Linked DNA regions of Homo sapiens: regions 1 and 2 are each linked to region 3. Evidence: chromatin contacts called from ENCODE Hi-C or POLR2A ChIA-PET data. All regions are on one chromosome and are shown on one strand. The core of a region is the stretch at or near the end of the contact, and the rest is flanking DNA. Distances in the headings are between cores, read along the strand shown. Region 1 has its middle 45 kb from the start of LINC01101. Region 2 has its middle 74 kb from the start of LINC01101. Region 3 has its middle 66 kb from the start of GLI2.

The links. A loop is a pair of places that touch in the nucleus more often than their neighbours do. ChIA-PET counts read pairs that join two places held with the same protein, here RNA polymerase II (POLR2A). Pooled maps may share reads with other maps.
Region 1: a loop to region 3 is called in a map of heart right ventricle, with 3 times the contacts of the local background. The contact joins two enhancer-like sites. A Hi-C loop is called at or near these places in 11 of 168 maps with a recorded cell type or tissue (Caco-2, HCT116, HepG2 and 8 more), 1 of 37 single-sample maps with no recorded cell type and 20 of 50 pooled maps. POLR2A ChIA-PET finds 5 or more read pairs at or near these places in 1 of 52 experiments (Caco-2).
Region 2: a loop to region 3 is called in a map of vagina, with 3 times the contacts of the local background. The contact joins two enhancer-like sites. A Hi-C loop is called at or near these places in 12 of 168 maps with a recorded cell type or tissue (MCF 10A, PC-3, PC-9 and 9 more) and 11 of 50 pooled maps.

What each region holds. Positions count from the first base shown.
Region 1 is chr2:120,420,337-120,423,274 of GRCh38, forward strand. No RefSeq gene overlaps it. Among named protein-coding and RNA genes, the nearest start is that of LINC01101, 45 kb to the right of the region's middle. Within about 2 kb of position 1,654, at least 2 of the 41 ENCODE cell types and tissues checked have a DNase peak (open chromatin) inside an H3K27ac peak, as active enhancers do.
Region 2 is chr2:120,539,233-120,542,155 of GRCh38, forward strand. No RefSeq gene overlaps it. Among named protein-coding and RNA genes, the nearest start is that of LINC01101, 74 kb to the left of the region's middle. Within about 2 kb of position 1,293, at least 11 of the 41 ENCODE cell types and tissues checked have a DNase peak (open chromatin) inside an H3K27ac peak, as active enhancers do; they include PC-9, where a contact is called at or near this core.
Region 3 is chr2:120,667,782-120,671,091 of GRCh38, forward strand. No RefSeq gene overlaps it. Among named protein-coding and RNA genes, the nearest start is that of GLI2, 66 kb to the right of the region's middle. RefSeq lists enhancers at 1,214-2,413, 1,564-2,065 and a silencer at 1,832-2,126. Within about 2 kb of position 2,035, at least 8 of the 41 ENCODE cell types and tissues checked have a DNase peak (open chromatin) inside an H3K27ac peak, as active enhancers do; they include PC-9, where a contact is called at or near this core.

The DNA of each region.
Region 1 (2,938 bases), core at 404-2,903, 250 kb before region 3:
AGAGCCAGCAGCCTGGGTTTGCAATCCTGGCCCCAGCACTTATACGATTTGACTGCCCTTAAGCATGTCACTTTACCTCTCTGTGCCTCTGTCTCTTGAAATATAAATGGGGATAAAACTAGTACCTACTTCCTAGAGCTTTCTGTGAGGCTTAAATAAGGTGTGCACCTGTAAGAGTGTCTTAAGTGTGAACTGTTATTCTTTCTATTGTTCCTCAATTCACTCATTTTTTCAGTTTCTCTGTTCCCTCAGTTCACTTATTCATCTGTTTATAATCACTGCCCTAGTCCAAGGAAACAAGCTTTGTTTTCTTCCCAGCCCTTAAAAAGTACTTTCCCACCTCCAGCTTTTGGTTTGAGGACGGGGGATTTTCTTAAGAAGCATTGCTCCAAGCTGATCCTGGAAGCCAGATTTTAACAGACACCAGAAGAGGGGAGGACCTCTTAGCAAACCCCCAGCACACTGCCCACCAGTCTTGGTGGAGGAGCAACTTGAGGCTGCTCTTGGGTTCCTGGGCCTCATACTCCTACCTTTGTCCTGTCTCTTCCAATGGGCAAAGATCCAAAGGCAAGAAGGACAAGAGGAGAATTACCAGTCCCTTTTGTATGCTGGGCTTTTTGTAGACATTCTATGATTTAATCTTCTTTATAGCCTTTTAAAGTATAGGGCCAGTCTCATTTTCCAATAAGAAAATGAGGTTCAGAGAAGTGAAGTGACTTGCTCAAAGTCACACAGCAAGTAAATAGCAGAGTTGGGATTCATAACCGAGTCTGGTAGGCTTCAAATTGCAATGCTCTCCTCACAACTCCCACCAGCCCTGCCTGCTGCCGCTGGTTAGGAGAGGTGCTGAGTTGGATTCCTAACCTCTGCTCTATCCCCCTGCCCAACCTCCTTTCTGTCTCTCTGAGCCAAGTCTTCATGCCCCTTGACTGGCCCATGCCTGAAGTCCCAGCCACAGATGAAGATCTGCAACAGTTTCAACTACGGTGGGTGGAGCCGGGAGAGTGGGTGACTCCAGGCTCTCCTGGGAAAAAGAGGCCACTGGAGTTCTCACCACGATGGAGAAGGGGGTGGCCAGCTGGCCTGAGAAGCTGATGGGAGGGAGTCTAGAGAGATTGTTTCTCTGCTTTTCCTCCTCACTCTCAGATAGGCCAGGTTTCAAGGGCCTGGCCCCAGGGAACAGAGACATGGTCTTCTGTCGACTGTAGCAAAAAGTGGCTCAGCATCCATTTCTGTCCTTGCCAGGCCGGAACCTGGCCTCAGGCCCAGGCGGATCCAGGCCTCTGGGAGCTTGGAAGTTATGTCCTTCTCATCGTCTTCCAGCCTGGGGCAGCATCTCTGTGTCAACTCAATTCAATCTCGTCCATTCCACACATATTTCTGGGGCCCTATCCATGTGCCAGTCCCGTGCCAGGTACGGACAGTGCCTGCTCTTGGGGGATCAACATCATCCCTGGGTCTGCAGGAGACCCCGATGTATGCACTGGGTGGTCAAGAATAGAACTTTCCATGGGCAGTCATCAGGAGAGGTTCCAGGAGCACTGCGCCAGGAGCCCAGGATGAGGCTGGATTTGCCTCGTCTATCTCACAACACATGCAACACCCACAGGTTCAAGACGCTGGGCCGGGGCTGGGCTGGGGTTGGCTCCAGGACACAGAAGGAAACGTGATGCCGGCAAGAACTGAAAAGCCAGGCTCCTCCTACTGCCCCGGTGCCTCCTAAAACAGTTTGGTTCAGTTTGACAATAAATGGAGCCCACATCACAAATTCCCATCACTAGAAGAACTGGTTAAAAAAAAGGGTGGTATATTCACACCATGAATATACACAGAAGCAAAAGAAAAAAAAAAGAACAAATGATTGTTACACATCACAGCACGAGGGACTCTCGCAGGCACAGCAATGAGCCAAGGCAGCCAGGTGCATGTCTACCCTTCCTGATTGCCTCTCTGTGTGGTTCAAAAGCAGATGCACTAGAATATGGGATGGAGGGAGGAAGAGTGGGGAGCTTTGGGGGTGTCTAGACTGAGAAGATTCATGAGGGGAATGTTTCTGGTGCCAGCCATCTATATCTTGACCAGGGTGCTGGTATAATTCTCTGAAAAAATATTGAGATGTACACTTGGCGTATGTACTTTAATGCATGTTTGTTTTATCTCAGTTAAAAAAAAAGAACAAATAGACGAAAAAAAAAAAGAACAAATAGACAAACAAAAAGAAAGCCCAAGCCCAGCCAGCTTGTGAAGAATGGCAGGGACATTTGCAGTGCTTGGCTTCCCAGTGCCCCTTTTCTGATCGCAGTGCCCTGATTTTCTCTGGGGAAGTCCTACCTGCCCCCGGTGGACACAGCCTCAGGGTAGGCACATGACGATACGTGGCCAACTGGACACTTTCTCCTGGAATGCACACTGTGGCAGAGTAAGGAAAGCAATCAAAATGCTGGGAACTGCCTCACTCTAGAGGCTGACTGTCAGTGGGTCTTGCTCTTGGAGAAGGATGAGGTCTCCTGGACAAACAGACTTCCCAGCCTGCCCTCCAGCATGGGGAACCATGAACTTCCAACCAACCCCACTGGCTTGGGTCAGATAGCCAGGTTCAGAGGCCCTGCCCAGTGGCACCTCTGCACAAGTGCCAGGCCTTGTCGGGGGCCTGTGCTAGGGATGGGTACTCCTGGACTGGATTCTGTAGCCTTTGGGACATCAGTTGCTGAGGAATAAAATCAGAGCCTTTCTGAGGTGTCTGTCTAGGATCCCACCTAACCCGCCAAGGACGTGGCATGAGTGAGAAATGAGCCTTTGCGGTTACAAGCTGCTCAGATTTGGGGGTTGTTTGTTGCTAGGTATAACCTGGCCTGCCTGACTCTACTGACAGCAGTAATTTGGTATCTCCGGCCCAGACCTCTTTTTTGTACTCCACACAGACATAGGCAAAGGCAAC
Region 2 (2,923 bases), core at 43-2,542, 130 kb before region 3:
CAAATGTTTGCTGAAAAAGAATGAAAAGCTGATAGAGGAAGGCACAGACAGGTTAATGGTTACCTTTGGGTGGGAGGTTAAGGGCTTCCCCCGACCCCATCTCTCTGTATTTCCTATGCTTTCTCTAATAGAAACGTTCTTTTCATGAGGAAAACATTGTATTTTCCTGTTTTAAATCCCCTCAATAATTTCAGAAGGTATTGCAGAGGAAGAGTGAGCCTCTGACAGATAAATGCTCTTTTCTCTCGAGTGATCTGATGACAAAGTCATCCACAGAGACTGGTGTTTCCCACTGGTCATTTTGATCTTAGCCAGCCGGTTGTCATAAATAAAAGGGCCGTCCCTCGCAGCCCAGAAGACAGGCCATGGGTTGAATGCTTTTGTTCTTTTTCTGGGAGTGAGGGGTACTGTAGACTGAACCAGGCACGTGGGCTAGAGAGGAAAGAACGCTGGCTTCAAAGCTGGCCAGGCTCTACTCCTGGCGATGCCCCCACCAGCCGAGTGACCTAGGGCAGGCATACAGCCTCTCTGATCCTCCAGTTGCTCTTCTCCAAAGCAGTTCCCGGCAGAGCTGGAGGAGGATCGGGAGCGAAGGGGCCTTCCTCACCCAGTGGGGCTCAACAAAGATCAGTTCTTGTGCCGTCCTTCCTGGTTTGTGATCAGACCATGCGAGGGAAAGCCGGCCCTGACAACTGCCTGCGGTGGGGAGCCAGGGAGGACAGGGCAGTGGGCGGGTGCAGCAGGCACAGCAGCCAGGACTCCCAGTGCCCGGGCCTGGGCCCATCCCCTTCACTGCATGGAGCACAGGTCAAGTGCCAAGTGTCCCGCGATGACCATTGATCACACAGCCCAAACAAGCCCGAGATTTGGTTTTATTTCTCCTCTGGAAATTTAAGGACAATAGCAGTCTCTTCCTTAGGAAACTTTGGAGTGGACCAAATCACATGTGCGTGGCACTTGATTAACAATGGCGCTACAAGGGAGTGTTTGATGTGCACCAGGGACTCTCAGCGTTTCAGTCCTCACCATAGACCTGCCAGCCCAATAGGAAACTGAGGTGGACAGCAGGGAGGAGAGTAACCTGTCCAAGGCCACATGGCTTAGTGGCTCAACTGGGAATGAGACCTGGTCTGACTTCAGAGCCTGAGCTCTGATCCCCTACGCTGTGAGTCTCTGGACACGGCGGTGCTGCTTGTTTATTTTTGCAGCGGGGTGCTGTTGTTGCTGACACGTCTGTGCCCATGTAAGGCTGGGCCTGCTGCTTCTGCTGGAGCTGGCCCTTTAAGCCTCCCGGGTGTGGGGAGCCTGCCCTATGGTGCAACCCTGTTCCCTGGAGCTGGCGGCATTACTGCTACAGTAAGGAATGTCCCTGGGGAGATTTAGTGCCTGGTGATAGACATGTGGGCTTGATTTACCCCCGCACTGCTCCATTCAGCCCTAGGCAGGCAGTGCACCGGGGCAGAGTTGGTGAATAACTAGAGAAACCAGAGGGGTGCACAGGGTGCTGGGCGAGGGGGCACGGAGCCCGCAACTGAAGGGCACTTTTCTGTGCCAGGCCTGTGATCTCAGCAACTACTCAAAACAAGCCTATCAGGTTACACATCCATTTTACAGAGGAGGAAACGGAGGCTCAGCGAGGTGAAGCCACCTGACCCAGGGAGTAGTCAAAAGAACTGAGGAAATCTTTGCTTACTGCAAGGAAGGGCCTCCTGGGACCATGGCATTTGTCTGAGCCTCTGGGACCAGGCCCTGGGGGCTCCGAGCCACTATCCCAGCCCTGCCAATCTTCCTGTCACCAGAATCCAGACCCTTCTCACAGGGCTCTCAGTTCTGCAAGCCCCCTGTTTCCAGTTAGTGAGAGACTCCCTTTATCAGCCTTGGCAAGGAGCCCTTCAGTCTGCCAAGCCCACCCCTGGGCCCTGGCAGGGTCTCTGGCAGGAATGGCTGGAGGGGCTTCCCTTTCTGTCTTCCATGCCGTCTGGGGACCTTCCCACCTCCTCCCCTTTGTCCTTGCTGTCTGCCGTCTGCCACCCCCTCTGCCCATCCCTCCTGTCCTGCCCAGGTGCCGCCTCTGCACAAGGCCTTCCCTGACTGTGCGCTCAGGGCTCTCCTCTTCTCTCTGGCCTTAGTGCCTGGTGACTGCACAGGATGGAGAGCTCAGCTCTGGCCTCTGCGGTTTTGCCCTCATTTCTGATCTCTCTCATCTGGCCACCTCCCCAGGAGATCTCAGGAAGATACCCTGCCAGGGCACCTTGAGAAGTCAGATGGTGCCATGGGCTCTTCCTCGCCTCCCAGCACCTGCCCAAAGCATCAGCCGGTGAGGACCTTAGCGCCCCAGTGCCCTCAGCTTCAGCAGCTGAAGGAGGCTGCTGGGCCTGGAGGGGAGCAGAGCTGGGCCAGCCAAGGGTGCGCATTGTGTGGCTATGCAGCCTGGGTGTGTCACCGCCTGGTACGCCCAGATGTAAGATGAGTGGGCTGACCCAATTCCTTTAATTCCATCCCTTTAGGAGACTGAGGTTCAGTCTCCACACTGTGCTCATTAAGGCAGGAAGGAGGGAGCTGCTCATGGCCCACAGTGGCCTATCATTTGGAGTTATTGAGCACAGACTGTGCCTGAGTTAGCCACAGAGCCCTGAAGGTGCTCCCGCCCCCCGGTGTCCTCATGAAACCTTGAGTTTCACTCATCACGGTGCTGCTATTGCAGATACTCTACTGGGCGGATGCCACCTGCCTGCTGCTTGCAGGATCGTAAATGGGCAGTGCCCAAGCAACAGAGCAGGTAAGCAAGGGAGGACATCCCCCGATTCCTCAATGGAGGAATCACCCCTTTCCCAGGGACACTGCAGATCTGGCTTAACTGGCCCTGGCGGAAGAGGACCTGGGATCCTTGATTCATTCACAATGTATCAACAATGCACCACAT
Region 3 (3,310 bases), core at 785-3,284:
TCTTTCTAATAGTTCCTTTAAACATCCTGAGATCAACTCTGTTTAGTGTAGTTTAGATCACATGCCCATCTCTGCACCAATGACTGTAGTCATGGGAATGAGATATGCTAGTTGGCCTTACCTGTGGTGGAGCCCCATCAGTCTGCTTGGTATGGAGGAGTGGGATCACCAAATGGGCCATTGGAAGAGGAAAGAACAACAGATGCTAGGGAAGTTTTATTTGATTCATGAGGTCCCCCCCTACACCCTGTCCCCTTACATACCTGCCTGCACATACACCAAGATGACTGCTCCCCAACAGCTCCATCGATGAGCAAACCTGGCCCAGAAAGTTCCTTTCCTAGAGGTTCCCACTACAGCCCTGGGGCTAATTCTTTCTGACTAGATTTCCTTAAACTCAACATGGTCACTCTCCCTGGCCATGCCTGAGTCATGTTGCTTCTTTGGAGCCAGGGGGCAGGGTCAATCTTATAGAGCCACGCAGTCTGAGAGTTGAGGAGGGATAGTCCCTAAGGAAGAAGAAGTGCTTACACCAGATGAGGGAGATGGATACTGTCAAGCAGAAAAACTTGCTGTCCTTTTCAAAAGGGAACCCACCTCTTCCTGAAAGCCTGTCTCTTCCTATTGGGCAGCCCAGCCTGCCAAGCCTTGATCAGCCTCCTTGTGCCTCCCATTCAGAATCTCTCCATGCCATGGACATTTCATGGTCTCTCTGGTATCTCCTATCACAGATTTATTTGGAAACCTTTCTCTGATTTCCAGCGTGTACCATTTTCTAGAGTAGTGAGCTCCAAAATGGGTCATGCACTCTCTAAAATAGTGCTTTGTTATTTACTGGCCATAATTAGTTCTCATCAGTACCTCTTTGGGAATCCCTGGTCTAGAAATGATGGATTCCATATTTCTCTGATAAAATGACTTCCTAATTCTTGACCTCAGGCATGCCCCTCCTTTCCAGAGAGAAGCCCATCATTTGAGTCTGTTCTCAAGACACAGACCATCCTCCCATGACTACCTACCCTTGGCCAGTCCCTGCTGTAGCCCGACTTCTCACTGTGTTGTCACACAGACCCTGTCACTTAGAAGCTGTGGGACTTTTAGTGAGTTACTGAGATTCTCTGAGACTCAGTTTCTTCACCTGCAAGATCAAGATAATAATGTTCATCTCCCAAGATCAGGAGGAGGAACTACTAATGGAACCATGGAAAGGAACCTCAGGCATGGCACCTGGTTCAGAGGTAGTCCTCCAAATGTGCACCCTCCCTTCCCTCCTCTTGCTCGCAGCTCCTAGCTCAAGGTACTCTTGGTCACTCTTCCTTGGCCTCTGGCCTGCCTTTGACAGCTGGTAACTGACCAGTCCTTAGGCTCTGGTCCTCAGCAGCCACATGCCTTTGCCGTGATATAACTTTTCATCTGAGCCTTGATTCCTGACACATGGCACCTGCTGCCCCCACCCTGAGATCCACCATCGGCCCCTCCCCTCCTGTGATTCCTGCCACAAACTCCAGGCATGGGTGTGGCCCTATTGGAATGTGCTGGGGGAGAAGCAGGAGGCGGGGACAGGTGACACAGAGGAGGTGATGAAGGTCACACCAAGAGAGGTCCCTGGTGGTTCTTTTTACCTTGAGAGAACATCTGTGGCTTCCATGTTGTCACAAAACAAACAGAAGTGAGTCTGAAGTTTCCCAATCCCCGTAGCTGGTTTCATGGCTCTTTGACAGTCCTTTCATGTCCCTGACAGTGGTGAGCTTTTTCCCCTGGGAAGTTAGGGGGCCTCTGTTGCACCCCCGCGGCCCACCTCGCCCTGGTGACGTTATCCTGGCACTCCCAGGCTGATGACACTTAGCTGTCACCTTTCATGCATGAGCAGCTGTTGCCGCCTGTGTTTCCAGGTGGCCGAGCCCAGTCCCTGTGCCTCCCCTTCCTGCCACATGGGGGACCCTCCGACGGGCTGACTCACCCGGTTCTGCTGCCCACGGAGGGCTTCCCGCTCTGCCTTTCTTGGGCAACCTTCCCAGTTTTCGACGAATGCCTTCCGCTCACAACAGCCCTTTCCTGGGGCGTGTAGGGAACCGGGAGTGGGGTGAGGGCGGGTTCACCCTTCTGCTCAGGTTTGAGTGGCAGCCTGCAGGCGCCCAGGTCTGCGCAGAGATCTCAGACTGTCCATCAGTTCCAGGGCTATTTATGTTTCTGACATTCATTTCTTCCTGCTCCCTTCACCTCCCCCCTCCCACATCTCCTCTTTGACAAAGCTGTGATCAGCCCCACAGCAGAGGCCGTGTGTTTCTTGACCTGGCTTTCCCGTGCTGGGAGCTGGGCTTGCATCGAACCCCTCCTGCTCCCTCAGCGGCTGCGGCCCTTCCCGTCCTCCTGCTCACAGAGCGCACGAGAACCAGGGAAAGCTGTGTGGCTAGAAAGAGCCCCCTCTCACAGCTGCAGACTGCAGAGTTGTCAAGCCTCAGGCAGCTCCGCCCTTCCTTGAGCCTCAGTTTCCTCATCTGGAGAGTGAAGACAACCATCCGCATCCTGCAGCACGGCAGTGACAGTTCTGTGAGAAAAGGTGCCCAGAGTGACGTCTAGCTGCACACCGTTATTACACTACAGGATAAAACGGCTGCCATTACCACATGCTCACCATGTCCCGGGCCACGGGGCACAGATCGACTCATTCAATCCTCACTGCAAGCCATGAGGAAGATCTCACAAGAGGCCCAGGCAACAATGAGGAAATTGATGCGCCGAGAGATCAAGTGACTTTCACAAGGTCACACAGCTGGTCAGCGGCAGAGCTGGCTGTCATCCCGGCATGTGTCCCTCCTCCCTCCAGGAAGAAGCCACCCCAATCCTCCAAGGATGTTCCTTTTCCATCTTGAGGGTATCTGGCCTCCAGAGACTCCTCACTACCTCGGGGCCATTGCTTGGTTTCCCTGGCCCCCATCACCCCAGCCTCCAGCTCCGACGGTCACACTGACTCCGGGAGTTTGTCCAGGGTGAGCACTACTCCTCATACCGCTCTGAGTGCCTCTTCCATGGGGAGGCCAGTGGCTCAGGTCTTCTGCCCTCTGTTGATCAGGAGGCTGAGTTTTTCAGAAGGTCTCCCAGTCAGGTCTGGGACAGGAGCCAAACAGTGGCTCTCGGCCCTCTCCTTCCCCAGACAGGGCTCTGGAATTGGGCGCCACCCCAGCAGCCAGCGAGGGGCTGCCATGCCTGTCCCTGGGCTGGCCCTGAGCCTACAGGTGCTCTCTGGGGGCAGGGGGAGGAGGGCAGGGCCTCGAGAGCCGCAGGCAGAGCCTGGGAAGAAGGTGTCTGT